Linked DNA regions of Mus musculus: all the other regions are linked to region 3. The links are chromatin loops, found by intact Hi-C in ENCODE. Cell type or tissue: left cerebral cortex. All regions are shown on one strand.

Region 1 (8,000 bases), 420 kb before region 3:
TTTGATGAAATTACCTCCTCCTATGCAATGCCACTCTCTGTATTTTATGCATTTAATATTTACATTATTTACTTGATATTGTCATATATATCATGTATTTTATCATATTCATCTCCCACTCGTTGAAGACCCACTCTCATCCCATCTCTACTTGACTGTCCCCTCTTTTATGGTTGATTTTAAATTTCAAAATCCAAGGAGTTCAATTTGTGCATGCCATAAACTCATGGTTATTAGAGTATCCATTGAGTCCATCTTCCAGTGGCTATATCCTTAAGCAAACCTTACACCACCACCTCCATCCACACAGCAACAAATATTAGTAGTTCCTGCCACTCTCCTCTATGTGTACACTCACTCCCAGATAAAAGCCTTCTCAAGGCCCCTAAAATAATTGTATAATTACTCTATAGCATATAATCCTAATTACATTCTTACATGGCCTCTGAAGAGCTACATGATCTCTGCTTGGTATTTATCTCAGTCACTTATTATTTTTAAACTCCATATGTCTACATTTACTTCCTTTAGGTCTGTGGAGCATACTGCCTGCATTTCTACCCTCAGGCTTTTGAATGTGATGTTTCACTAATGGTCACATGCACCAAACTGTGAGTAGCAAGAAGTGGTCTTCAGTGTCTCTTTTCAGATCCCTCTAAACAAGGGGAACCCAGAGTTGATCCTGTAGTCTGGATGCAGAGTTGCCCTGAGGGCCCCCTTGTTAAATGCTTGGTCTCTGGGCAGTGCTACTGAGAGACAATGAACACCCCAGTGAAAGTTCTTTAGGCCACACCCTTGAAGTGGCTCTCTGACTTCAGGCTCATGAATTTTGTCATTGCCACTTCTGCCTTGTTCTTTCATCTGTGACAAATTGCCAAAGGAATGTAACGAGTCTGCCTGCTCTTAGACTGAAACCTTCATAAGCAAGAGCCTAAATAAGTCGTTTTTCTTTATATATTGGTGGTGTCAGCTATTTTGTTCTAGTAATAGGAAGCTGGCTGATATGGCTAGGTTATCCATCTCAGAGAAAATTCTGTCTGCTTTTCTGCACATTTCATCTCTGTTTATCTCTGTTGGGTGAGCAATGGCCTGAGTAGAATGTTCCCTTCTTAGGGCTACAGACACGGTTACATACACGGAAGTCATCAGTGTAAAGTGAAAATAGAGGCCTCTTTGCTCATGAAGTATTATGAATTTTACCTCCAGTGATAGTGACTTCTATCAATCACTTTATCACTGTCACTATGCATGAACCTGGTTCTCCGGGACCCATTATAATCTATTTTAAATAATGTTTCCAGATGCCTTCACTGTAGATATCGTTGCCCTCTTACATCTGCAGAACCAACATCTATCTGATTTATAGCTTTAGTTTTTATTAGGTACAGGGGGTAACTGTGTTCTCTGATGCAAACCTGATGATAAAATATATGACCTGGTGTGAAGAGACCAGGGAGGTCCTTTAGACCCTCAGTGATAAGATGCTGTTCCTATTGGAAAGTTTAGCAATGCAGGCATAACTGAGATAGCAAGGAGCCCACAGATTCCTGCTTATGTTAATCTCAGCAATCCTTCTGCAAGTGGCCCTTCGTTGTAGCCTACTCATCTCTATGCATTCTCTCCTGTTATTACTAAACTGAAGTTATTTTTCTGATGATAATTTATGTCTTTTGACAATCCTTTGAGTTAGAACATTTATGCAGGATAACTGCTGTGATCAAAAGAAAGTTTATTTGGACTAAATTTAATAAGTTTATATCAACAAACATTTACTGATTGAATACCCACTATATGTTGTTGGTGCATAAGAGACTAAAGAAATGAAATTGTCGCTCCCACGAAGCTGGCATTACAGAAAAGTGCTATGGATCAAAAGGCTACAGACTGAACACCAGAGGCAATGGGGGCAGTATTAGAAGAATAGGGTGGAGAGGGGGAGAAGGTTAGGGTTTTAAGTAGGGCAGTCGGGGTAGGTAGGCCTGGGAGTGAAGGAACAAGAAAATAAACACTATGGTTATTCAGATATACGCCAGGTTGGAAGCTAAGAAACAAAAGATGCAGGACATTCCGATTTCTGGGAACCTGGTTACAGTTTGTCCACAAAGGATCTGCTTTTGGACAATAGAGAAGGGGTAAAAAAGAAACACAGAGTAAAGACTCATTCTAAGACAATAATTTGCATTTTGTGTACATAGGCCCTTCTGAGAAGCAGCTGGCTGTCTTCTCCCAAGGGTAACCAGCGATTTGTGATATTTGGTCTCAGATCTTAAATCACTCAGTCTCCTTAAAGGAGAGCTCTGAGGCAGTGTACTGGAAACCTCTTTAGCTGAGATGTGAGTGAGCAGACATATTGACTGGTTTGAACATGTTCCCCTTTTCCTTTTACACTCTGTATACCGGCACCATGGTAAAAGGAAACAAGATTTTTAAAAATTACGTCAGTTAATTATAGCTGGGGATAGAAAGTGAGGTGGATGGATTATGAAGTAAGCTAAGCAAGAAGAAAACAACATAATAAAATAATAAGAAAAATTAAAGCAACCTTAACAGTGAAACAAAGAAAAGCACAGGACGTGCTCAGCATATAATGAAGTGTTTAGGATTACTTAGCTAAATTTCATTACAAACTTCGGAAGCGGGTGCAGCTTTCTACAAGTGGAGAAATGGCCACAAGATATTGTGCAGTTCTGTGCAGCAACAATTTTGTCAAGTATTTATACGCATCCATAGAGAGAAGTGTGTAAATTCGCATACACTATACGTCCCCATACAACCTGCTGAGTTCAATTTACACACACTCAGTGAACACATATTCAATTTAAACAGCAGGAAGTAAAATGAAGGGCTGAATCTCAGACAGCAGGAAACACAATAGTTTGTATCTTCATACTGTTGTGTAAGTCAGGTTTTGCTCTCTTTCTTATTAAGTAAGAGGGAAATCCCAGATGCCCAATAACAGCACAAAAGCTCAATAATAATCCCAAGAAGCACCAAACAAACAAAACAGCTGGGACCCCAGCAGCTTTCTGCTTCTGGGCGTGCACAGGACACAGGCAGTGGGCGGAGCCAAGAAACCGAAAGAGAAAGCGGGCCGGGCACAGTGGACCTCGGGCACCGGGATGAAGCCGCAGTTGGTGAACCTCTTGCTACTGTGTTGCTGCTGTCTCGGCCGCCACGGGGTCGCCGGGACCTGGTCTTGGAGCCACCAGCGGGAGGCCGCCGCCTTGCGGGTACCAAGCTCCCTCCCTCTACTGCCCCGGGGCTCCTAGGGAGGGACCCAAGCTCCAAGCGCGCATTTCCCCAGTAGAACTGCCTCCTAAAAGTTTGATTCCCCAGGGCAAGGATTTCTGTGCTATATCCCAAAGCACCAAAAGATGTCCAAAGCAAAGCTAAGGGGAAGAAGTATCCTGAATCCTAAAGCCTTTCCCACACCAAACCTGTCGCATAGAAAGCCGCCTGCAGGGGGCACTGGCTCTCTCCTCCTATAACTGGAAGTTAATGATTTCTCAGTCCTGGAACTGTCTACCACCATCAAGTTCTCTCTGACTTGGTGGAGACTGATGTAGAACAGGAGACATTTCACTGCCTTAAATTCGGATTTCTTTTTTTAAAGTTTTCATAATAATCCTTCAATTGCTCTCCAACCTTAAAATTCTGAAATGGACAAGTTAGCTGACCACGGATAGATTTTCCCAGTAACCAGGGGAACTGACCGAAATGCAGATTCACAGTTGGCCTCAGTTGCTATACTTAATGCTCTCTGAAAGGTTTTTAAATCTGAAAAAAAAAAAAAGAAAAAGAAAAGAAAAAAGAAAATGCCATCACGATTTTATTAGAGGAGGACTCACCTGTTCGACTCAGTGTCTATCTGAATTCAGGAATGCTGCTCTTAGGCCATTTAACTAGTGTTTACTGATGTTTTCTGAAATTTCCATAGAACCCCATAGCTCTGCCCCGTTCTCCTTGTCCTCTTTGGCCTGAGAAGTTCCAGTATTCATTCAGTCCGGCCTTCTTTGGCTTCAGCTACCCTTGTGTTGTACTCAAATCAAAATGCTGTGCTTTAGTTCTCCTTTTTGTTACTTTTGAGCTCATTTCTTGTTACCAGTCTATTTCTCAGTGTCCTTGGCCTGTGTGTTACTGAGACCTGTCCTTGATTTCCAATAGGGTGAGGTAGTCAGTGTCACAGGTTGTTGATAAGGTGTTTATTGGCCAACTAGTTTTTTTTTTTCTAATCTTGAGTATTGAAAGCTAACAATGTAATGTATAATTTTTTTTCTCCTTACTGAAATAAAGCAAGGTTGCCAAGAAAAGCAACTTAAAGAAAGTGAAAAAGGGTCTACTTTGGCTCACACTTTCAGGGACAGTCTATCATCATGATAGGGATGTCATAGTGACATGTGTGTGGAGCAGACATCCATACTACATCAGCAGCCAGGAAGGGAAAGACATGGATACTGTATCCCAGCTTACTTTCTCATCTTTATTTGGTCCAGAACCCCAGCAGGAGACACAGTGACTCCTAAGCTTACCAAGGGCTTCCTACCTCAGTTACACCCATCTAGAAACATCCTCCGAAATATACTCAAAGGTTTATTTCCATGGACATTCCCAATCCTAGTAAAGGTACAATCAAGATTACAGTCACAGTCACTGAAAAATTATTACAAAATAGAATTTGTGTGTGAACTATAATTTCCATGCCTACTTGTATTTTACTCTTGAGGAGATTGCAATCCCCAGACACACGTCTAGATTCTCTTTGGAGGAGAAATGCAACCAAGGTTCCATATAGAGAAGTAAGAGGTTGGAGGTTGAAGAAAACATTTCAAATCTTAGTACATTTTTTTTAAAACTTAGGGTTAAAAACACCAAAACAGCTTTGCAAGCAGTTCCTGTTGGCAGGAATTTGCTGATAAGTCCAGTGACCTGTTTTCTGAGCACTTAGTCATTAAATGATAGCTACAAACTGTGAGTCCTCCTGGAGAGTGTCAGCTGGAGAGTTGGAAGCAGAGGGCTTTGTTTCTTTGGTGACTAAAAGTATTAAGGATTCGTCTGGCTTTACAGTATGGGTTGAAATATATGGTAAGTAAAACTCAGCTTATAAGTCTAAAAAGTGTCATTTGAAAAAAGAATGTTTCCACTGTAGAATTAGTTGGTTGGAGATTCTACTGTTTTCTTACATGGCACATTGTGTACAGAATCTATAAAATTCCATTTGTTTCGCAATGCACTGAAACATTTTAAAGTAGGTTATAAAGTAAAATTGAGCCATTAAATTAAATCCCACTTAATTGTATTCCTTAATCAATAAGGTAAACAGCAGCCCTGCTAGCTGTCGTTATATTATTATTCAATGAGACAAGACTCCTCCATGACTTATTATGGAATATCTTACATGCTACCTGAAGGAAAAGGAAAGGGAGGGAAGTCACACTCCTGCATGGTGGACTGGGCTCTTGGTTCTTGGTTGTTGGCTGACGCTCTTCACTTTCCCTTTGCTTTTCCTGTGGAAGGCAGATGAGAGACTCTGGCTTTTTAATACTGTGACAAAAAACCCTTAGGTGGCTTACTTAAATAGAGGAGAGCTTTGTATTTACTTAGTGTTTCTGTCCATGTTTGGTGGTAGATTTGAATCTGTGGAGATATAGTGCTCTGGGGAGCATGCAATAGAGGAGACTTGTTTGTCTCTCCGACAGTGGGAATCAAAAGGGACATGCCAGGGCCCTAATTGCCCTCTACCAGTCACCAAAAGCAGTCTGCATTCTTAGCCTAGGAGGACGTGAGAGGCATCAATGGATTCAATAAAAGCTGGTCTTCAGACTCCCTTCAGAATACTCTTGACAAGCCACCTAGTTGGTGGCTTCACATGCATTGAGGAGCATTGCCTTAACACTGTGATGGCTCATGCTGTGTCTTTACTGAGTTGTGTATGTGTCTGAGGTCATTTCTATATAAGTAGATTATTATAATGTAGATTATTATAAGTAGATTATTTAAATGAGTGCTTATGATGAGCCACAGATATCCTGGTTATCTCCCCCAAGTCTACCTTGTACTTGCTGCTGCTTGGGAACTTTCATGAGGAGGTGACTTTGAGAGTAGTCAGTCCAGTTCCACAGACATTTTAGGGTGATTTTTAGCTTAAAGCACACATTGTCTATATCGAAATATAGTAAAACTTGTAAAAACCTTAGATCAGATCATGTTCATTCATTTTTCCTTCTGACTATCTGCTTGACCTACAATTTGTCAGTTATCCTGTGTTGGGAACTGATGTAGATGTCCTTGGTGACATGTGAAGAATAGTGTCTGTGGAGGCCTCCAAGAAGTTACATTAGACTGACACATGTCACCCCAATAGTTACAGTAGTTGAGAAGGTGGAAACAAGTTCCTCCAATGTACTCTGTCTGAAAACAAACAGCATATTATATATGTGGGGGACTAGCATTCGTTTCTAAAAAGCAGTATGAAATCCTGTACATTAGAAAATAGATTCTCTCATTTCATAAATGCACATGTAAAAAGTCCCCCTTCTAATAAGGGATAACATATTTCTCACCTAGGAATTCTGCATGTGAGATTTACAATTCCCACGTCTTGAGAGAAATTCTCAGCAATGATTCCATGCTGACTATAATCTGTGCATATTTTGTCCCTGCTTAGATTTGCCAGACCTTCCAGAGAGAACATTTTCCATGCATACATGGAACTGACTTATTACCCACTGAACTCTAGCATTTGCCAGCGAAGGCTGATAAGATCAAAACTTAACAAATAATGAGCTCAGAACGGTAAAAGAAAGTGACCTTACAAGATGGGCAATGGGTTGACTTCATCCAACCCTAGTTACTTGACAAGCCAAGGCAGGAGGGTCACTGGAGACATGGTGTTCAAGACCAGCCTTGGTACATAATGAAACACTTATCTCTGATTTTTGAAGCATGAATAGATGAAGGGCATGAGCTGCAAGCACGATCATCATCAGAAAGGAATATCTTTGCTTACATTGGTAGAAAGCAATAAACTAGAGTAAATACAAGAAACCCTAGCTAGCAATGGGGAAAAGATGTCTAATTTCCATGGTTGTCTCCCCTAATAAAATCAACATAAAGACCCACAATGTAGATGTCCCCCGCCGCCCCCCAGCCTGTGCCTTACAGGTTGGATGGCTGAACCCATGCATCACGTGCTGGTTGGATGACTTTAAGAAAAACATACACCCATCTATGCCTCAGTTCATTAATCTGAGGTGAGAAGATGAGGTGAGCAAGTACCTCATGCAGAGGTAGTAGTTCAGAGAACATACTTAAAACAGCAATACAGTTTAGCTAACCTTCCCATCCCTCAACTGTGCTTGGTAGCTATGAACATTCCTCTTAGACAACACAAAGCCCAGGAAATTGATCCTCAGGATTTGCTTCTTTCTCCAGATATTATTGAACACATGAAAGGAAAAAAATGTATATATCTAATTTGTTCTTTATATTAACAACCAGCAAGAAAAAAAAATTCCCCAACTGCTCTCCTCTAAGGGGGTAGATTGAAGACCTTGCCAACACCCATAGGTTTCTAGTTGAAGATATCCGTGACCATCAACTGTCATAAACAAATCTATCTTGTGCCACTTTGTTTCTCTTGCTTGGAAAGGTCTGGAGAGTCAGGATGCCAGAGGTGGAGTGAGAGGCTTTCTGATTTCTCAGAAAAATTTTGGTTTCTGAGGAATGTTACAACTCCAGCCTAATTTCCACATGAGAGCAGTCCAGGCCTCTTATCTGCAGAGCTATCTTTTATCTCTACCAGATGCAAACAGCCCTTTCTGCTTCTGACTTCCAGTAAACATTGTTTTTGTTTTTTCTGACAGTGGGGTTGGAAGCATTTCCAAGCAATACTAAAACAACTTTGCTACTCCAGTAAAGCAAATTAGAATAAGAAAGAGATTACAAGAGTACATAGGATTATCATACAATTAAAGTTTTGTTTTGTCGTGTGAGCTATATAA
Region 2 (8,000 bases), 360 kb before region 3:
ACATCATTACAGAAGGATCCCAGTGAACACATACAGAAAGAGTAATAGAAATTAAATATGGCTCTGTTATAAACACCATAGGAATAGTTCTTACCAATAAGATTATTTGGCTTTCATTAAAGCCATGGCATAACATGACTTGGAAGGAGACACTCCTTTTCCTAAATCAGCTGCTGCTGCAGTTTGCTTGCTAGTTTTAGAAAGGAAGAGATATCCTCCCCTGGAATATGCCATCCAATGGCAGAACTATAGTCACTGAATACAGGAGAAACTGAGACCTTGGGTCTCTCTCTATGATGCCTGTGAACCATGAATATTTGACCTGAAGCTACAATGAAGGAGACAGGAAAATTCTGCATGGAGATGTACTGTGCAAAGCATCAAGCAGGAGTTTTTGAAAATAAATACCAATAAAATAAAAAGCAAAAGAATGACTTCAGATCTCTTTGAACTCGACATTACTTAAACACACATGAAACCTGCAATCTATGGTCCTTGATTAGATCCTGGATTAGGGAGAGACTACAGAACATTTGAACATGGCTCCTCAAATAATAGGGCTGCACCAAGGCTGTGCATCCTGAATGAGCTCCACATTTTCTCTTCATCCCGGGGAATTCTGGTTCTTAAGAAATCCAATATATTTAAGAATGAAGGTAAACTTAATTAAGGAGATGATGCATTGAAGCAAAACACTTATCTGTGTATTCACTGTATAATTTCCTAGGTCCAAAGGCATATACATTTATTAACATGTCAAAGTAAGCACATGGTTCCATCACCAAACATGGCCACTGGCCAAATCAAATAAAACGCATTGCAACCCCCTTTCTCTAGAGGCTACACAGAAAAGGGAATTTCAAGGGTTTGGTAAGTGATATTTTAGAAGAACTCAAAGTATTTAAGGAGCAGACCATGACACTGGCTAAATACCTTTGAGATACAGAAGAGATAGTGGCTAAGATGCAGAGATGATAGTTTCATATTGCACTGTATACACCAAGGTACAAGGCAAAGTCTTTTCAAGTGGTTTGATGGTATGATGTGAGCTGTATTTATGAAACTCATAGTAGTTACTGAAAGTGAGTCTTCCTTTGATAGTTCTGAATTTTTTGACCTGATAAGGGGAATTTGCAGCAAGCTAAGAAACGGGAGAATCAAGTGTGGCTTAGAAGGATAGGAAATAGGGCGGGCTCTAAGAGTTTTAAGTCCTTCCAGAATAAATCTCTCAGCATGCCACACTTCTGTAGCTGTGTTCTCAGAAGCAGCGTTTGTGCTTAGTTTGCTTTCACTTGAGTTCTGAAGCTGATGCACAATTTTATATGTGCTTACATAGTTTTATTCCTTATTCCTGGAAGACTCTGGTACAGCATTCATTATAAATCATCACAAGGTAATTGATCTTCGGTTCTAGTTTCTCTTTCATCTGTATAGGTAATGAGTTCAAAGAAAACATCTGAAGGTTGGAGATTCCAAACTAAGAAAATCAATTTTTGTGAGAGTCTTCATAGTAGTCAGGAACCTATGGGAACCTTACACTGGGACATTTGATGAGATGGTATGAGGACACCACCTAGACTGTATACTGTAGGGCTGCAGCACAGGGACATGGGTCAGGGTGTGTGCACATTTTTTCTGAGACTGCTCAGCCTTAGCGCTAGCCTCAGGCACGTGCTGGCATTAAGCTTTGTTATTTGCTGACAAGGACCAGTTTACTTCCTTGGGTTTGTCTCCCTGCTTCTTGAATGAAGCCTGCAACACTGCTGTCGTTAATTTTTGAGGCCATTTCATTCATAAGGATGGTGTGAGTATTTATTGAAAACTTGTTCAAATTTTCCACTTCTTTGTTCACTAGGTAGTTTTCTGTGGTAAATGTTCCCTGCTCTTGTGCCACAGGAAGAGCCTTCAAACCTGCCATGTTCTAACCCAAGTGTCCCTATATCCCACTCCTGTAATGAGGCAATTTACTATGACTTTCATTTTCAAAATAAAGTGTTGAAAATATCACAAGAGTTGTCTTCTGGTATAAAAATGAAGAGAGTACAAGACTGGAACAAATCACTTAGTCACTCATCAAGTATTTGCAGATTGTCTCCTACTTGCTATCTATTTTTCTAATGAGTATAGTAGATAGCAAGCTAAGCAGGCTAAATGTTCAGCCTCATAGACCTTCCATTGTCTGCCCCTGTTCCTGAGCTGCCTCCTCTGTTAAATGAGCTAGGCTTGTGCCAGGACACAAGGGTTGATATTGAATACTAAGGTCACTCTCTACTTTACATTTTCACTTCGGATATGTGAATTGGTTTTAATTAGATATGATACGACATATTGACTAATTTCTTCTTATTTGTGCCCTATAAAAGTAAAACAGAATATGCACATGATGTTTCTGGCAGCTAAGTGTGTATGAACAAGATCTGAGAAAGATCAAGCCAGGCCCATCCCCAATATAGATGTGGGAGGGGCTCATGAAGTCCACATCCTCCCCAGCTAAGAAACGTTTAGCGACTGGTGGCTCCGGGATAGAGGGAGTCAGCTCTATTCAGTGATGGTGGGCTCTGGTGGGCTATCCACGCTCTGATGGACATCCCTACACCCATGCATAAACTGACAGCACTAAGTGGACTTGGGTTTAGAAAAGTATACATAAACGTGAGTGGGAAAATTGGTGAGGAGAAGATAGGAAAAATTGGAACTGAGGAACTGGGGTACCAAAAATTAGTATATGCATCTATAAAATTAAAATCAATAAAAGAAAAATAATCCATCAGACTGACATTTCAAGAATAGCAACTAACGTCGAAATAAAACAAGCCACAAAAAACCCTCTGTGACCAACATGAAATTTAAGCTTTTAAAAGAAATTTATTCATTTTAATTTAAAGTGGTTTTTATATAAAGAATGCTGTAACAAAAACATTACCTGTACTCGCCAGCTATAAGAACTTGATTCTACAAAGAGTACACATGGAGGGACTCATGACTCCAGCTGCATATGTAACAGAAGTTGGCCTTGTCTGGCATCAAAATAAGGGGAGGCCCTTGGTCCTGTGAAGGCTCGATACCCCAGTGTAGGGGGATGCCAGGGTGGGGAGGCAGAAATGAATGGGTGGGTGGGGAAGCACCCTTATAGAAGCAGGGGAATGGGATAGGGGATTTGAGGATAAACAATCAAGGGGATAAACATTTGAAATATAAATAAATAAATAAAATATCCAATTAAAAAACACTTAGTTCTAATAGTTTTAATTTAATGGCATTTCAGACCCAAATTGATAGATACACTGTTAAATTGTTATTCTCTTACACACATGGTAAGCTGATAACTTATTTTCCAAAGTTATTAAGAACAAACCAAACATCTATCTTAAGTATATGTAAATATATATATATATATATATATATATATATATATATATATATATATGTGTGTGTGTGTGTGTGTGTGTGTGTTCTGAATATAACAGAAAAGATGAAGGCAGGGAAAAAGAAAGAAGAGGAAGACAAGGAGAAGGAGTAAGCAGGAGGAGGAGGGGGGGGAGGAGCAAAGAAGAAGGGCAAGAAGGGACAGGCATTCTCTCAAAGAGAAAATAAAACATAAAATTTTACTTCAAATCAAAATTGCCAAGTAGGAGCCAAATGACAGAGTACCTGACTTGGCAGTGAAACATTTGCTTAGTTTTAGCAGAAACCTGGCTTCCTTTGCCACACTCACAACAGGAAAGAGTAGTGAAAACATATGAATATGTCAAAAGTAGAATTAAAAAAATTATCCTTCAATAACTAAATAGCTAACACAAACTGTATCTCTGTTACTGGGGCTGGGCCAGAGTAAATACAGTCCTCTAGACAGTGCTCATTGATTCTAAGGATCGCTCATGCCCAGAATCTAAGTGAAAGGGCAGTTGGGTTTGCTGTCTACTTTTCTGTCCAGCATGCTTTATTTAATCTTTTATTATTTGTCTGCATTAATAAGTCATCCTTTGCTGTTGGTGCTACAAGTGCATAAAGGGAGATAATGATGACTCAGAATTCTCTCAGTTCTCCCGGGATTGGCTTTATTAGGCGATTCTGTAGCTTTCTTTACGTTTACTGGGAAATGGGGTGGGGCAGGGAAGAGGGGCTTACAAGTCTATCTTCTGTCACATAGGCTTATTCCACATAGCATCACCATCAGAGAAAGAAAGTGTGAGCATCTATGTTTAATTTTAATTGAGTATCTTAGAAAGTGAAAAGGCCAGGTTTACAAAAGAACAAGTTATATCTGTGAGAAGAATCCTTGGTCTTGATTTCAAATAATAAAGTGAGGAAAAATGGAGAGGGAATTGTAACTACATAAACAAGTTGAAATTCAAATTTAATTCAGTCACTAGGAGGGAGGAGCAGAAGCAAGAGTGACTTCTTGACAAAACCAAACCATGTAAGCCCAGCTTCAAGTTATGGTATTGGAGTTTCCCAATAGATGTCCAATGTTGAAGGGAAAAAATGCTTGTGAAATATTACCATGACAAAGGCATCAGGCTCTAGCGGAGAAACATGTAATTACTGTGTGTGGTCAACAGATGGCAGCATTTATACATATGGATGCATATCAGGGTTTATTAATAATATTAATGGTAAGTTCTCAAAGGTGTTACTATAAAAAAGGTGGCCTTTGTGATTTGGCAAATTTATATTATTTTATTAGTGCTTCTTTTTTAGTTAGTATCTTTTTTCTTTTGTAACATTATTCTTCTATTTCCACTGGTCACTTTGTTACAGTTGTATCTCTTTTATGAAAGAAACTTCAAAACAACGATACTTCACGTCCACAAACACACACACACACACACACACACACACACACACAAACACACACACACATACACACAATCACAATCAAAATTTGATTTCTATGAAGCTGAACAAAACGTGAAGAGACTGTCACCTGGGTATCCACTGGTATGATCAGAGGCCACTGTGAGGTCACAGCTTTTCTTCTTTCTTTGTTTCTTTGTTTCTTTCCTCCTTTCTTTTTCAGAAAGTGGGTTTCAATTGTGCTATCTGGGTTTTAATCTATCATGGCCTCTTGCCAGTCTGTAAATGCCCATAGCTGGTTCTGTCCGTGTTTTTTGATTTACAGATTAAGTGCTTCATGAGGCTTAACATAGCAACACAAATATTTAAATTGCCCCTACAGTTTACAACCTTAAGTGCTGTATTTTATATAAAAGGCACAAAATGAATATTGTTATTGAAAAAATTGGATGCACCAGAGGACTTCGGATCACTGAGATCAAAACATGGAACATACTGAGAAATCACAAGTGCACGCGGAGAAAGGTAGGAGATCCTTAAACAGCAACATCCGCCATTCCTAAATACCGGAAATAAGCAGAGAGCAGGGGGTAGGCTTCATCCTTGGAAAACTCTATTCTCATTATTATGTTCACAGTAACAAATATGAGTTTTAAAATGAATAATACAGTTTTAGTAGCAAAAGAATAACTTATGAGGACTCAAAATACTACAAAAATATTACTATATGTTAAAATCGACTTTTGTTGTTTCTTTGTTTCTACACAGTATGCTTGCTTTCCTAACGTTTCTATAATGACCAACCTTTTTAATGAAACTTTTTGTTTATCCACCTGATGAAATGTACTTCTATGAGGGAAGTTCAAAGCCTCAGTTGTGTGGATTGGTGGTCTGCACTGCCCATTTTGGGCTTCCTGACAGGCATATATCACTCTGTAGGTTCTCAATTTGAAATACTCAAAAGGAAAAAAAAAAACCACTATGTTTCTAACAAATAGTAGGAAATGCTTCAGTAAGGTTAACACAACTGGCAATGTTTCTATCTTAATTTAAAGAGTTGACATCTGAAATGTATTATTTGGGTAGTGTTTGCAGCCAGCTGCACTGTGTCTGGCCAGGGACTTATTCCTAGATTACTCTTCTCACTAATAGCCCATGTCCCCTCAGTAGGAAAGGTGAGAGTTGCTAGGGACTGGGCTGTTTCTTTAATCAGGGTAAAGCCTTCACAAATGCGTCCAAGCAATGGTTAAGGAATAAGAATAGGTCACAGTTAAGCTTATTTTGTTAAGTAATATTGTTTTTTTTTTCAGCCTTCTGATTTTATCTGAAGCTTTGACAGTTTTTTTTAAATATGTGCTGATTAACCTGATACTAAAAGAAACATTAAGTAATGCTATTATAGACGATAGCACAATTCCAGAACGTCAGAATGATATAAACATGATAATATAGTTTGTAATATCTTTAAGAGTGTAACAGTATTTGTGGATGCTCATGTACATTGCACGAAATGGGAAACTTTAGAAAATGCATTTTATATCATTAGCTTTTCCAAACTGAAAAAAAAATATTGATTGGAAACTAGTAAGCTATTAAACTAAACTTAATGATGAGAAAATATTGGAGCTTTTTTGGAAGAATGTTAATACTGCATTATTGACAAAATGATATTTATTGAATTAAAACAAGGATTTAAAATTCAAATAACTTCATTGTGAGAATTTATTGGCTTTCAGAGATCTCATCTCTTTCTTTTGTTTCTGAGATCTGTGTTATTTTTATTAGTATCATTTGTGTGTGTGTGTGTGTGTGTGTGTGTGTGTGTGTGTGTGTGTGTGTAGGATGTGAGCTGGCTGCCTAGGTGCCACTGCACAGGTACGGAGCTCAGAGGACAAATCTAGGTAAGGGGTTCTCTCCTTCATCCTTTCCATGGGTTTCAAAGATAGGACTTAGCTCATCCAGCTTGCATAGCTAACTCCCTTACCCAATAAGAGACAGTCACCTAGTCAGCTTGCTTGCCCAAGCACTCATTTTGGAAGCAGGAACTTTAAATCATTCCTTAAACCCCTGAATATTTAACCATTTCCTCTATCACTACAAGCAAAGTAAAAATATTGAATAATGTTGAGTACTTCTACTGATCCATGTTACACACTGAATGCTCTCTGAGCATTACACTATTTAACGTGAAAAGCCAGAAGGCAGATGTTATTGCTGCCAGTTAATAGAAGAAGCAGAAGGAGAATGCAGACATGGCTGAAGTTGCCTAGGTTACGGGAGAGGAGACTGAGAGCAGAAGTTGAAGCCTCTGATTGCAGATGGACCTCATCCCATTAACTTGACAGAGAGGCTTGGCATCTATTATCACCAAATCAAAAGAACAGTAACCTAAGGGAAATTCTGGATGACTATTTTCTATATCATCAAATATATTTTAGTGAAACTTTCACTGGCCTTTACAAACCAATATCAATAATCATTACTTAATTTATTAATAGGAATTTCAAAAGTACCAGCTCGTTTTCTAAGAAGGTAGGAAGCTGATCAAGTCACCGAACTGCAAACCTGACATTCTGATGAGCCAACAGAGGAGTAAAACAGTTTTGCTCAAAACATACAATGCACAGACATCACAACACCAAAAATAACAGCAAGGTGACAAAGATTAGCTGTGGAACTTGTTGTGTGTGACTTCATTTAGGACTCTTGGGAGAATAAGCCTAATCCAACTCAAGGAACTCTGTGGTTTCCTGGGGTGAAAGACTAATTAAAAGCTAGGACTATTTTTAAAAGTAATGAGCTGTCACGAACAACTCATTTGAAGCTGGACTTAATGACATACCGATATGTTTCTGCTATCAGTATCTCTTTCTTAACCAGAGCTGGTATCAGATGGCCCTAGCTTATTAGCAGTAGATTTACCTAATTGGTGCTTTTCCTGATATCTGAATAAACCATCTACTGGAAAAAGATTCTGGGGGCCTTTACAAACTTCATATTAGAAAGATAACCTGCTTAGTCACTTCTGACTTGTAGGTTTTATGAATAGCTTTTTATAACTCATTTACTTGTTTTTGTTTGTTTGTTTGTTTGTGTGTTTCTATTTTGTGGGCACTAGGACTCTTAGGAAAGATAAAACGTTACCTCTCAAAGAGACCACTGCCATCTCCAACTGACCGGAAGAAGTTCGATCAAGACTTTGC
Region 3 (8,000 bases):
CACTTTACAACATACATCTGTTAAATTGTATCTTAATATGTAAATTGTTACATCTTAAGATGATAACAAACTGAAAAAAATGTATATTTATAGAGCCTATGAAATCATCTGAAGATTGAGAGATATGAAGTAGATGCCTCAAATTAAATTAAAACACAGAACCTTACATTTAATTCCAAAGAATCTATTGAGTCATATGATAATTCAATAATCTACAAATTCACAGCTCAAACACGAGCAAAACCTATCAGACAGAAAAAGAAATGTTACTTTGAGCTCAGGCTGTGTTATGGGCAGAGTATAGATTTCACAGAGATTATTCTCTGCACAGGTTGGTCTGCCTCTGCTATACTCTTCACCTTTAGAAACCACTCTGGGGAGACAAAAGCAACATAATTATCCACAAAAATCATAACGATAATTGTCAGATTTTAAAACCATATGAAATAGCAGTAAGGAAGCATAATAACTTGGAATGAGTATGCTATGTCTTTTCTAAAGAGGAGGTTTTGTTAAGCAAGAGGAAGATTAGACTTATTCCCTGGGACTGTAGAAGAGAGCTAGGGTCAGTATACAAAAGACGGAAAAGCATTTTAGCTAAATGTGGAGAGTAAAATTATGTTGTGCTGCCCAGCACTGAGGGTCTTGCCCTGTGTGGTGGAAACATGCTTTGTTGTCCAATACATCCAATCAAGCAGGTGCCGAAAGGATTCCTGGATCAAATCACGTTACAGCCACAGTATGCTAATTTCACTTCATAGTAAAAGTCTATTAAGTATAGCTGTTTCAACTTATTAGCATAACTCTACAAATGGATCGGAATGCTCTTGATTTTACCTACATATTGTTTAAAGCACACAGACTGTAAACCTTCAGACTGATGCCGGAAGGTGGTTGTAAAATGTCATTCCATTAACTTCTTACTTAGCTATAGGTAAAATAGTGATGTTTCACCTTTTAAAACCAAGCCCCAACTTCCCACAGACTTAGATGTTGAACAAGCCCTGTAAAATTGGTTTGAATTTTCTATACCTTTTCAAATATAGCCATTTTAGGTTCAACCCTCACAAATTCAAGATGCATTATTTCAAGATACAAAACAAAACAATAATTCACAATAGTCATAAGAAATATAAATTTTTTCTTCATTTTCTGAAGTGTGACTGAAAATTAACAGAGGAAAATGATCTCAATTAACATAAAATGCTGATATTTAACAAGAAAACTCATTATTGAGGAAGGCAGACACTGCATTATACAGTGGCGTGGAAAGTCTGCACACAGCTTTACAGGAAACATTCTTTTCATTCTTTCTTTAACCAAAACCCTTAGCTGGCTCTGAATTGCTTATATGCTATACAATGAAAAGTGTGGCTGAAATCTGGAAGAAATCCAAAGATTAAAAGCATCACCTTAAAATATTTACTCAAGGGCCAGAAAAGTTCACTCTGAGGCTAAGTAGAAAACTTTTATCAAAGTTTACTCTAGGGCTGGCTATGCAGCACATGTGTATAAAATATCTAAAAGTGAATGCCTGATCAGGCAGCTAAGGTCTTTGAAGCTGCATAAACTATTTGGTGGCTCTTTGGCATTCATCATGGCTTGCTCTAAACATGAAGTACTTTATGCTATTTTTAGTTCCCATGACCTGGTACATTTCTTCAACAGAACGAAATTAAATGATTCCTGTGAGTAATTATTACAAGAGAAAATCAGATCAAAATATTTTTTCTTTTACCTACAGACAAGACTTTTCCAGTCACATTTGAATGGTTTTTCTTCCCTTCATCTTTTAATGTTTAATGTTAGAAACTGAAGGATATAAGGATATAGGGTAGTATGTATATTTTTATTTGACATCTAACTTTTTATTTGTGTACATCTGTGAGATTATTTCTGGAGGAAAAAATAAACTGAGTTGCATTAAAAAAACAAGAAGAAAATGTTAGGAAAGAAATTGTGTCTTCTAGGGTATGATAAAGGTGCCTAATTAACTGATAAATTTAGGTAAACACTATTCTCATGGTATTCACAAACAGTTTATATGATTACAAATACTTGAAATTTTTTGGCATTTGTGGCAATATGTATAATGACAGCTGGTGGTATATACTTTACTCCACTGATTCTGTGTAAAGGATTTATTCTAAACTCATATATAAATACTTTATATTTATTTTAAAATTCTCGAGGAAGCTCAAGAGGTTCCAAAACATAATCAACAATGAACCAGAAGTGCATGTAATTGTATAACTACTGAAGGAGGCACAATTCAGTTTTTAATTAGCATGTGTGGTAATTTCATGTGCTTGGCCCAGGGAGTGGCACTATTAGAAGGTGTGGCCTTGTTGGAGTAGGTGTGGCCTCATTGAAGGAAGTGCATCCATGTGGCCCAGGGCTTCAGGACCTTCATCCCAGTGCCTGGATGTCAGTCTTCTCCTGTTTGCCTTCTGAACAGAATGTTGAACTCTCAGCTCCTTCTATGCTGTGCCTGCCTGGACGATGCATGCTCCCACCTGGATAATAATGGACTGAATCTCTGAACCTGTATGCCAACCTCAATTAAATGTCCTTATAAGAGTTGCCTTGGTCATGATTTCTGTTCACAGCAGTAAAAACCTAAGTAAGGCAGCATGAAGGATATTTGAGTGGCATGACCATATTAGAGAAGAGTATGTCTTAGGTAAATATTTTTACGTCTTAAAATTTTGCAGAATATAGTTATAACTATTGTCTTAGTTAAGGTTTCATTGCTGTGAAGAGATATCATGACAAAGCCAACTCTTATAAAAGGAAATATATAACTGGGACTGAGTTACAGTTCCAGGGCTTTAGTCCATTATTGTCAGGGTGAGAAGCATAGTGGCAGACATGGCAGTGTGCCAGAAGACATGGTGCTAAAGAAGGAGCCAAAGCTCTACATTTTGATCCATAGGCATCCGTAGAAAATTGTGTGGCACACTGGGCATAAATTGAGGCTAGGAGACCTCAAAGTCTGCCTCTGCAGGGACATGCTTCCTCCAACAAGGCCATAACTCCTAAGTGACACTCCCTATGGCAAAGCATTCCTACACATGAGTTTATTTGGGGTAGTAGGGAGTTGACTTGGGCCAGTTGCGAATGTAAAACCTTTAAAAAGAATTTTATGTTTTCTTTTTACATTAAGTAATAATCATTTAACTTCATAATACAAAGGCAAATCTGATCATGTAAAAAGCATCATGAAATTATTTCAAATACATAGCGTTTTAATGTTTGCATTTTTGAAAGAATAAATCATTTTAAGATCCACTATTCAAAATTACTTCTATCTACATAGGTGCATAGGATAGAATCCTTTGCTGCCATCTTCTGGAACTTAGTAACTTGTACATGCCGACAGTTTTGTTTTGTTTTGTTTTGTTTCCCCCTTCTAGAGAAAGCTTCCCAGAGGAGACAAGGAGGAGATAATTGCATTCTCAAATCATAGCAATGCTAACTGAAAATTGGCTTCTGTGAGTCACTTTATCCCAAGAACCTTCATTTGGCCTATGGACATTCCTTGAACATCCTGAAAATACTAGGTACCCATTTTGCCATTTTCTTGGGCTTTCTTCAAAACTGAGTTGTATTTATTTCTACAAAACTTATACACTTTAAAATGTAGGAAAAATATTTAAATCATTTATTTATTTATTTATTTATTTTGAACTCCAGCTTTTATTCCCCTCCCGGTCCATCCTCCAACTGTTCCACATCCCACCCCCATACCCTAACCCCACCAGACCTTTAAACTCCCTGGAGCCTCCAGTCTTGTGAGGGCTAGGTGCATCTTCTCTGACTAAACCCAGATTCTGAAGTCCTCTGCTGTATATGTGTTGGGGGCCACATAACAGCTGGTGTATGCTGCCTTGTTGGTGGTTCAGTGTCTGAGAGATCTCGGGATCCAGGTTAATTGAGACTGCTGGTCCTCCTGCAGGGTTGCCCTCCTCCTCAGCTTCTTCCAGCTTTCCTCTAATTCAACCAAAGGGGTCAGCAGTTTCTGTCCATGGGTTGGGTGCAAATATCTGCATCTGACTCTTTCAGCTGCTTGTTGGGCCTTTCAGTCATGATAGATCCCTTTTTGTGAGTGCCCCATAGCCTCAATAATAGTGTCAGGCCTTGGGGCCTCCCCTTGGGCTGGATCCCACTTTGGACATGTTGCTGCACCTCCTTTTCCTCAGGCTCCTCTCCATTTCCATCTCAGACAGGAACAATTATGGGTCAGAGTTTTAACTGTGAGATAGCAACCCCATCCCTCACTTGATGCCCTGTCTTTCTGCTGGAGGTGGGCTCTACAAGTTCCCTCTCCCCACTTTAGGGCATTTCATCTAAAGTCCCTCTCTTGGAGTCCTGAGAGTCTCTCACTTCCTGGGTCTCTGGTGCATTCTGGAGGGTGCCCCACCTCCTACCTCCTGAGGTTGCCTGTTTCCATTCTTTCTGCTGGCCCTCAGGGCTTCAGTCCTTTCCCCTGACCAATACCAGATCATGTTTGCCTCTTTCCCCTACTGTCCCCTTACCCAGGTCCCTCTCTCCCTACCCACTTGTGATTGCTTTCCTCTTCCTCCCAAGTGGGATTGAGGCATCCTCACTTGAGCCCTTCAGCTTGTCGACCTTTTTGAGTTCTGTGAACTGTATCTTGGGTATTCTGTACTTTTTTTTTTCTAATATCCACTTATTAGTGAGTACATACCATGCATGTCCCTTTAAGTCTGAGTTACCTCACTCAGGATGATATTTTCTAGTTCCATCCATTTGCCTGCAAAAGTCAGGATGTCCTTGCTCTTAATAGTTGGGTAGTATCTCATTGTGTAAATGAACCACATTTTCTGTATCTATTCTTCTGTCATGGGACATCTAGGTTGTTTCCAGCTTCTGGCTATCACAAACAAGGCCGCTAGGAACATAGTGGAACACGTGCTCCTAGAATAAGCAGAGAGACACAGATTAGCAGAAACAACTCTCTGTCATATACCTCAGGGGGCTACACACAGAATGGATGCAGATAGATGCTCTGTGCGCTAGCAGATCAGCAAAGGAGAAAATTCACTGGGTCAGCATCTTACATAACAATAGTCCAGGTTTGCAAAGATGAGAATTTATTAAAAGTGAAGATTCTGTTGCCTGGAAGATTCCAGAGACAGAGTGTTTTGATCCTACCTGGGTCACTAGATACTGTGACACTTTATTTTTTCCCTTCATCATTACCTTCAGGAACGAATCTCTGTCCCTCCTCACTCCTCGTTCCACGCTCGCCTGTAAGCTTCACTTTCTTCCTTGTCAAGTTAAGTGCTGGGGAATGTTTGACTCTTGGATGGGAGTCTGAAGGGAAAGCCTTGATTTATAGCACGCTGCTATTTGCCACGTTAAAATCCACCATAGCTGATTTAAAGCTGTCACCTTGATGTCACCGAAAGCCAAGTTGAAACTGGATGAGTATTCGGGACTCTCATGGGCTGGTGCAACTCCACTCTACCTCCCTGTGAAGCATGTGTTGCCCACCTGGACATGACCTGGCCCTGTGATCTCCCAATACATTTCCTTTCTCTTCAGCTGGCCAGTGGACAGTACTGGCCACTCACTCACTGGAAACCGTTCTTCTCTTCGGGTTCTCTCTCTTCCTGTAGCAGATGCTTGACTTGCTGTGCCACATACCACCTGTCTGCATCCCATCGATGTTTCCCAAGGGTTCCATTTCTTGCCCCATTCTGTGTTCCCTGTCCTTATTTTCTTGGGCTCACTCCCCTCCTGACATACGCCTTGACCCAGCACACTGCTGCTCCTCTTTGGCCTAGCACACACACCTTTAGGGGAATTTCAGTGTAACTATTTAGACTCTTTTTACCCTTTCTCATTCCACTCCCTCTGTCTGGATAGTTTGTTTGTGTCACATCTGCCCTAAGCTGAAGCCATAGCTTCCTGGGCAATGTTATTCTCCTGACTTGTTTCTTGGTTCTTCTTCTGTACTCTAGCTAGTCTCTCCTCTGATAGTTAAAATTACCGTTATTTAGTATGATACAATCTTAACTGCTTCCATTTCCCTAGAGACTAAAATTTTAAGTGCATGGTTCATAACTACACTTGCTTTCTCACTATGTGTAACATGCACGAACAGAAACTAAACCTGTTAATATAAGAACAGCCTATCTTCTACTTAGTTTTTCCATTATAAACACAGAATCTTGATTTAAGAATCATGTATATGAAAGTAACTTTGGCTTGGAAGTGACATAATTTCTTTTTTTTTCCCCCAGTAACTTATTTTTTTATTCACTTTATATCCCAGTCACAGCCCTTACAAATACTCTCCTCTATTATCCCCTCCTTATCTCCTCAGAGAAGGGAAAGCCCCCCTGAGTACCACCTCATCCTGAGACATCGAGTCCCAGCAGGACTAAGCTCATCCTCTCCCACTGAGGCCCAACCAGGCAGTCCAGCTAGGGAAATGGAATCCAGTGGCAGGCCAGAGAGCCAGAGACAGCCCCCACTCCAATTGTTAGGGAACCTACACGAAGACCAGGCTACATATTTGCTACAGGTGTGTAAGGGTCCTAGATCAAGCCTCTGTATGCTCTTTGGTTGGTGTTTCAGTCTCTGTGAGCACCCCCATGGGCCCAGATTAGTTGACTCTGTAGGTCTTCTTTCATGTCCTTGATCCCTCCAGGTCACTCAATCCCATCCCCTGCTCTTCCACAAGACTTCCCAAGCTCCACCTGATGTTTGGCTGTGGGTCTCTGCATCTGTTTCCATCCGATGCTGGATGAAGCCTCTCAGGAGACAGTTATGCTAGGCTTCTGCCTGCAAGCATAGCAGAGTGTCATTAATAGTGTCAGGGGCTGCTTCTCTCACATGGGATGGGTCTCAAGCTGGGGCAGTCATTGGTTGGCTGTTCCCTCAATCTCTGCTCCATCTTTAATCCCTGTGTATCTTGGAGGCAGGACAAATTTTAGGTCAAAGGTTTTGTATGTGGGTTGGTGTCCCCCTCCCTCCACTGGAAGTCCTGTGTGGCTATAGAAGATGTCCACTTCAGTCTCTGTATCCCCAACTGGTAGGAATCAAAGCTAGGGTCAACCCCATAGATGTCTTATGCTTTATAGACTCCTTGTGCTCCCATAGCATGTTAAAACACAGTTATTTACAAGCAATGCATATTTGCTCTCTACAGTTCACAGATTGAGACGCTGTGTAACTTCACTCCAGATCGAAACATTCCCTCATAGACAATAGGGAAAGGGTGCAGACTCACAGGACAATTACAACTCCTGAGGACTGCCCCTCCGCAATATTTATACAAGTAGCAAACAATGGTTGGGAGAGATGGAACCATTTGATGTAGCTTTGCACAAGTTATATAGGGAACTGTAATGATGCAGCTCTGGTATGCCACTGGTCATGCTGGAGTGGACTTGTTAGTGATGGATTTGCTGCAGTCATACATGCTTCTGTAAGTAAATCTAATAAGCTCTAGTTGGTTCAACAAACTAGAGACGGGGCAAGTAATGCCCTTGGTCTGTCATTGGTTTCATCTGCAATGGGTAGATGGGGCTGCAAGTCTGAAGGATATAAAGGAGAATTCATAAAAGCTGATCGAATCGCCTGGCTATGGTCCTGCGTCTCTCCAACCTCCGTTTTCACTATGGCCACATCTGGTACCCTGCACTTTTGTGAAGATTCCTGTGGTTATGTTGGTTTCTCCAAAATCATAGGGGATATTTCCTACATACTGTAAAAATCAATCTAATTAAAAACAAATAAAGCAATATATTTTACAGGTGTTAGGAATTAGCTCTGGTGGCAGGGCTATCCACTTAGACTGTTAGTTAAGAGCACCAGTTCTACATTAGCCTAACTGGGTCCAGTTTTTCTCTGTTCATTAATAACTGAAATAAATATACTGAGAAAAACTAAGTTTGCTTTATTTTCTCACCTATAAAATGTGAATATACAAAAAGGAGATATTTCACAAAGGTAGATAAAGTTTA

What was found. A loop is a pair of places that touch in the nucleus more often than their neighbours do. Peaks named below come from ENCODE experiments on the same cell type or tissue, not always from the same donor. Only the 100,000 strongest peaks of a DNase experiment are listed, where the experiment ranks them.
Region 1: a loop joins it to region 3, with 5 times the contacts of the local background. A loop is called at or near these places in 15 of 42 quality-filtered maps.
Region 2: a loop joins it to region 3, with 5 times the contacts of the local background. A loop is called at or near these places in 5 of 42 quality-filtered maps.

What each region holds. Positions count from the first base shown.
Region 1 is chr3:81,929,546-81,937,545 of GRCm38, forward strand. Ctso (cathepsin O) reads left to right here and starts at 3,056. Exons shown (of 8, transcript NM_177662.3): 1 at 3,056-3,230. The coding sequence starts at 3,120. In left cerebral cortex, a CTCF peak has its summit at 3,456 (motif pointing right); DNase peaks (open chromatin) are centred at 3,118 and 3,433; H3K4me3 peaks cover 1,250 bases; H3K27ac peaks cover 1,297 bases.
Region 2 is chr3:81,991,669-81,999,668 of GRCm38, forward strand. Asic5 (acid-sensing (proton-gated) ion channel family member 5) reads left to right here and starts at 5,254. Exons shown (of 10, transcript NM_021370.2): 1 at 5,254-5,322; 2 at 7,916-8,000. The coding sequence starts at 5,283. In left cerebral cortex, a CTCF peak has its summit at 4,555 (motif pointing right); a DNase peak (open chromatin) is centred at 4,541.
Region 3 is chr3:82,347,173-82,355,172 of GRCm38, forward strand. No RefSeq gene overlaps it. Among named protein-coding and RNA genes, the nearest start is that of Map9, 6.9 kb to the right of the region's middle. In left cerebral cortex, a CTCF peak has its summit at 3,350 (motif pointing left); a DNase peak (open chromatin) is centred at 3,376; H3K27ac peaks cover 408 bases.